Regions from separate parts of the Homo sapiens genome. Here region 1 is linked to region 2. Evidence: chromatin contacts called from ENCODE Hi-C or POLR2A ChIA-PET data. All regions are on one chromosome and are shown on one strand. Each heading gives the region's core, a stretch centred on a gene start or an enhancer-like site at or near the end of the contact. The rest is flanking DNA. Distances are from core to core; before and after follow the strand shown.

The links. Hi-C counts contacts between places; a loop is a spot of excess contacts on that map. ChIA-PET counts read pairs that join two places held with the same protein, here RNA polymerase II (POLR2A). Pooled maps may share reads with other maps.
Region 1: a loop to region 2 is called in a pooled map, with 13 times the contacts of the local background. The contact joins two enhancer-like sites. A Hi-C loop is called at or near these places in 1 of 50 pooled maps. POLR2A ChIA-PET finds 5 or more read pairs at or near these places in 2 of 52 experiments (GM12878 and activated naive CD8-positive, alpha-beta T cell).

Annotation. Positions count from the first base shown.
Region 1 is chr22:24,993,073-24,995,934 of GRCh38, forward strand. The region is part of intron 1 of KIAA1671; the gene reads left to right. Among named protein-coding and RNA genes, the nearest start is that of KIAA1671, 42 kb to the left of the region's middle. RefSeq lists an enhancer at 1,712-2,309. Within about 2 kb of position 1,424, at least 8 of the 41 ENCODE cell types and tissues checked have a DNase peak (open chromatin) inside an H3K27ac peak, as active enhancers do.
Region 2 is chr22:24,485,322-24,488,359 of GRCh38, forward strand. The region is part of intron 1 of ADORA2A-AS1 (ADORA2A antisense RNA 1); the gene reads right to left. Among named protein-coding and RNA genes, the nearest start is that of ADORA2A-AS1, 8.2 kb to the right of the region's middle. Within about 2 kb of position 1,315, at least 3 of the 41 ENCODE cell types and tissues checked have a DNase peak (open chromatin) inside an H3K27ac peak, as active enhancers do.

The sequences.
Region 1 (2,862 bases), core at 174-2,673, 510 kb after region 2:
TCTCTGCCTTTCCCTCTAATCTGCCTTGAAGCCAGCAGTTATCACCTGGATGCACCAGACGGAGGATGCTGACATGTGAGATGCTGTCCCCCCACCGGGAGTGGGAGACTCAGTGAGGCTCCTGGCAGGCAGGCGGTAACTCCACCCTCTCCCACTCAGGAAAGCAGGTTGGAGTGCTAGGGAGGCAGGGTGAGGAAGGTGATTCTGGGAGAGCCCCAGACACACTCTCATAGATGGCCTCAGAGTCCTGCAAGACCCTGTCCGTTGTCTTCTCTCCAAAGTCAGCCCATGATACTTCCCTTCACTCTACTCCAGCTGTGCAAGCAGAAATTTCTGTTCCTTCCATGCCCCAAGCTCTTTTCTGACTCTAGACCTCATGGCTTTCCCTTGGCCGGCTCCCTCTGACTGTAGGTCATTCAGCTGATAGGTCACCTCCTCCAGGAATCCTTCCTGATCACCCAATTTGTGCAGCCCAGCTGCTATTCACATCACAAACCCTGTTCCCATCACCTCCCTTGTCACATGCTACTGTCTTTGTCTTGGTGCATGGCTTATCCATTGCCTGTCTTTTCCACCTTCCACCTGCTCTAAACTCCACGTAAACAGGAAATTGTGAGTTTATCCACATTGCTCTATCACCAAACATGGAGTATGGCACATAATAGGTCAATATCATCTTTTGGAAAAATTGGAAAAAGAGCAACTTTTAAAAATTCAGCAAGTGCAGCCGGGTATGGTGGCTCTCGCTTGTAATCCCAGCACTTTGGGAGCCAAGGCAGTTGGATCACTTGAGGTCAGGAGTTCGAGACCAGCCTGGCCAACATGGTGAAACCCTGTCTCTGCTACAAATACAAAAAAATTAGCCGGGCATGGTAGAGGGCGCCTGTAATCCCAGCTACTCAGGAGACTGAGGCAGGAGAATCGCTTGAACCCAGCAGGTGGAGGTTGCAGTGAGCCAAGATCACGCCATTGCACTCCAACCTAGGCAACAAGAACAAAACTCCCGTCTCAGAAGAGAAAAAAAAAAATTCAGCAAGTGCAAGTGTTACAACCTCATCATCTTGGTAGTCAGTGGTTTGCTGACACATTTCAAAATGGGGTGTGTCTCCCCACTGTGTCACGACACCTTAGGAGGGAACTTGTTTTCCAAGCCAGTCCTTCTATTGTGAGTCAGTGATTCTAGGAAAGAGTGGTGTCATAGGTTGGGTTCCCCCAGAAGCAGAGCCTAAGTCAAGGGTGCAAAGGCAAGCAGTTTATTTGGGTGGCAGTGTACCATTAGGGTGAGATAAGGAGCAGGTTACCTTGGGGAACAGCTGGGGCTCAGCTGTGCTGGGGACCTCTGGGAGCCTATAGAACATGCCATTAAATTATCCGACTTGAGTGCTAGGTAGCTGGGGTATTTATCCCCCAGCAACAGAAAGTTATCCACTAGTGCTGAGAGGATTTGGGTGGAGTCCAACAGTGTTTGGTATGACAGAGTAGGCTCTTCCCAGGCACCCTGTGGTGCCTGGGGTGGCACACCTCTTGTGAGGACCTGGCTGGCTCCAGCAGGCAGAGGGCGACCGTGGCTCAGGTGAACCAGCGCATGAGGTCAGAGGCTCTGACAAAGGAGTGGCTTCCCTGTTCCTGCTTCTGCCTGAGATCCAGGGCTGTTTGCAGAAAGGCGACTCTTTAGGCATGTAAGGATCTCTGAGCCCAGAGAGGTCATTTTCTTGGGGTCCCCTTTTAAGAATGAACTGTATCATCGTCAGAGCTGTTGTATCCTGAGCACCTGCTGTATACACTTTCCAGGCCTCTTTGCTTCCTTGCATCTTTTGGGATGGAGTTGGGGCGAGGGGTCCACTCTATCCCCTTGGGATGGGAGACAAGGCCTGTTCCTCCTCCTGCTTTCCAGCCACGTTCCTGCATTTGTGCAGAAGCTGTGCAGCCTAACTCCAGGCTCCTGCCTCATCCCGTCTCTGTTTGTATGTTAGGTTTTTTTTTTTTTTTTTAATTTGAGACAGAATCTCGCTCTCTCACCCAGGCTGGAGTGCAGTGGCGCGATCTCAGCTCACTGCAAGCTCCGCCTCCCGGGTTCACGCCATTCTCCTGCCTCAGCCTCCTGAGTAGCTGGGACTACAAGTGCCCGCCACCATGCCTGGCTAATTTTTTGTATTTTTTTAGTAGAGACAGGGTTTCGCCATGTTAGCCAGGATGGTCTCGATCTCCTGACCTCGTGATCTGCCCACCTTGGCCTCCCAAAGTGCTGGGATTATAGGCGTGAGCCACTGCGCCCGGCCAAGGTTTTTTTTTTTTTTCTTGGCAGGGGCAGGGTCTCACTCTCGCCCAGGCTGGAGTGCAGTGGTGCAGTCATGACTCACTGCAGCCTCAACCTCCCTGGCTCAAGCGATCCTCCTACCTCAGCCTCCCTAGTAGTTGGGACTACAGGCAGGAGCTACCATGTCTGGCTAATCGTTTTTGTATTCTCTGTAGAGACTGGGTTTCGCCACGTTGCCCAGGATGGTCTCCAACTCCTGAGCTCAAGCAGTCCACTGCCTTGGCCTCCCAAAGTGCTGGGATTATAGGCATGAGCCACCATGCCCACCCCCAGTCTCTTTCAATGATTAATAATAATACGGTTATGAGGACAATTACTGATGTAGGTGTTGACCATTGGCATTATGCTAAGCACTTCATGTATGTGATCTCATTTAATCCTCACAAAAGCATGTGAAGTACCTACCCTTGCTTCCATTTTATAGATGAGGAAGATGAGGCTCAGAGAGGTAGAGTGAGTTGCCCAAGGTCACACAGCTAGTACAGATGGAGATGACTGGCTCTGGAAGTCCCTGTTCTGAACAGTTGTACAGAGGGATACAGACA
Region 2 (3,038 bases), core at 65-2,564:
GTTTCGCCCCGGGCTGTGTACCTATTTGACCTCTTAACCCCCATCGATTTTTGTCCCCTTACGATTCTCCAGATACAACCACTTCCAATTTGAAATTGCTCTTTGCAACCATGAGGTAGTTGTTTCATCCCCAGATTCTGGGACCAGAACTCTTTTCACCATTAGGTTCCAGAAACTAGGGTCCAAATACTCTTGCAATAAAGTGTTTCCTTTAAACCAAATCCAACCAAACATACTTTTAAAAAAGTTAATAATAAAATCTTCCCATCATCTGGCTCTTCAGTAAACTCACAGTTACTGACTTTTACTTCATCAAATACCAGGCTGTCTTGTATCGTTCTTTGGCTTATTTATGGTTCTTTGGATTTGACATCCCTAAGGTTTTCTTGGTTCATATTACAGCAATATACAGAAATCACAGACTGTAATTCAACTACCCATCTGATGACTGACTATCTTCTACAACACTCCCACCAAGTGGTCATCTGGACCGTACCTGAACACCCTGAATGAGAACTCATCACTTGCAGAGACTGCCTATTTCATTTTTTTTTATATCACCCAATGAAAATAACTGTATTGGCCTGAAATATCCTCCCTAAGTTTCTTGAGACAGAGTCTTGCTCTGTAGCCCAGGCTGGAGTGCAGTGGCACGATCTCAGCCCACTGCTACTCACTGCTACCTCTGCCTCCCGGGTCCTGGCTCAAGCAATTCTCCCGCCTCAGCCTCCCAAGTAGCTGGGATTACAGGCACATGCCAACATGCCCAGCTAATTTTTGTATTTTTAGTAGTGACGGGGTTTCACCATGTTGGCCAGGTTGGTCTTGAACTCCTGACCTCATGATCTACCCGCCTCGGCCTCCCAAAGTGCTGGGATTACAGGCGTGAGCTAGCACGCCTGGCCTCCTCCCTTAGTTTCTATCCATTGACTCCAGCTCCTCTCCTTAGGGACATGTGGAACAAATAAAAACCTCTTATATGTGGCCCCTTCAGAAATCTGAATGAAGTGACAATATCCTTCCTGAGTTTGTTTGCCTTGTTTTGCTAAATATATGTTCCAAGTGCCTTTAACATTTTGTTGTTGTTGTTGCTGTTAGATCTCTCTTTTCTGCATATTCAAGATGATCTATATGTCGTGTAGCTATCCCAGAGCTAGATTAATTTCAGGTGTGCTCTGGTCAGCACAGAACAGAATGAGATAGTCATCTTCCTTGTGTTCTGCACACTATACTTCTCATAATGCAACCTAAGATTATATCAGCTTTTTTTGGCAGCCACACACACTGTTGACTCACATTGAGCTTCTAGTCAACTCAATACCCCTAATTCAGCCACACGTACTGCTGCTAGGCCCAATGCATACTTCTGCAATTGTTTTAGCGGGGAGGAAGTGGTAAAGAGAAAGATTTATCACATTGATACTTCATGAAATTTGGGGCCCAAAAATTCAACCTGGGATTTTGCATTCCTGTCATACATAAGCCTATGCTTAGTTTGCTATCCTAAATGATTAGACAAACTAGTGATGAGTCATGGACTGGAGTTCAGCTTAGGCTAGTCAGCTTTGCTTTGTTTCATGGTCTCATGCAGCCTTCTCAAAATTACCGATCTTTCAAATGTATGCTATTTATCCCGAGAAGAACTGGTGGAAAGACTATAAATGATTCAATGCAAAGCCATTATCACCACTGAAAAAAACAACGCAAAGATAAGTATCCAGTACATTAAAGATGGTATATTTATAATTTGCCATGGAAGAATTATATCTAAACACCTTCTCCTTGATTAAAAATAGCATCTATAGAGATAATGCTATATAGATTTTCAAAGATATTTCAACTTAGCTTATTCCATTCCTTCAAGAAAGTGGGGAAGGTATCATTATCCTCATTTCTAGTTCAGTTCAGTCCTTATTGTACCCATGGTATTCCAACACAAGTGAGACCCACCCCATGTGATTAAGGCACTCATATCCAGGGTGTTCTCATTTCTAGTCCAGTTCAGTCCTTATGGGACCCATGGTATTCCCACACAAGTGAGACCCAGTCCGTGTGATTAAGGCACTCTTATCCAGGGCGTTCTCCTGTAAGTGTCAGGCAACATCTGCTCTGCTTGCCCTTGCCATCTGGATTTTAAAAAGGATCTCATACTCCGTTAATCATAAAATCATAGAATCTATGAGAATTAGTCTAATATCTTTGAAGATTAGGAAGAGGTATCAAATAATGCACCTAAAGTTTCAGTTACCTAATAGTAAAACCAGGATTAGAACATATTTATATTCTAACCAGTATTCAGACCAATCTTCTTTCTCTTACACTACTATTTCTCAAGATACAAGTAGGTAACTGTCTGTTATCTACAGCAAGGACATTTCTGAAAATGGGATCTGAGATACACATTCTCTGCAACTCAAGAATGTTATGGCTAAGGATCCCACCAAACTCCTAATCCAAGGGAATATGGGCCAGGAAGCTAATCAGAGAGGGATGAACCATGAGATGCTGAACCAGCGACTTCCCAGTAAACAGATTTGTGCTATATGAAGCAGCTCCCCCAATATCTACCATTGTTAGAGCCACTTGAGGATTTAGACCACTTGTGTTCTAGATAACCAGGGTGCAGAGACAGCTAGAAGTCATGTTGAAAGGAAATAATTATAAATCTGCTACAGCCAAAGGTGGTCTTTTTCAAAAGCAGGCTAAATAAGCCGCTGAGTTAATATAGCTAAAGGAACCCGGTAAGTGACTATGATTGCATCAGTGCACTCCAGCCTGGGCAACAAATTGAGACCTTGTCTCTAAATATTTATCAATACTGATATGGTGTCCAATTTGATTCAACAATCATTTATTGAGTGCCAGTTATATGCAAATCACTGTAGACTCAAAGACATGCCATTCCTTTATCCTTAAGAAACAACAGATTCAGGTTGGACATGGTGGCTCATGCCTATAATGCCTATAATCCCAGCACTTTGGGAGGCCAAGGCAGGAGGACTGCTTGAGCCTTGGAGTTCAAGACCAGCCTGAGCAAC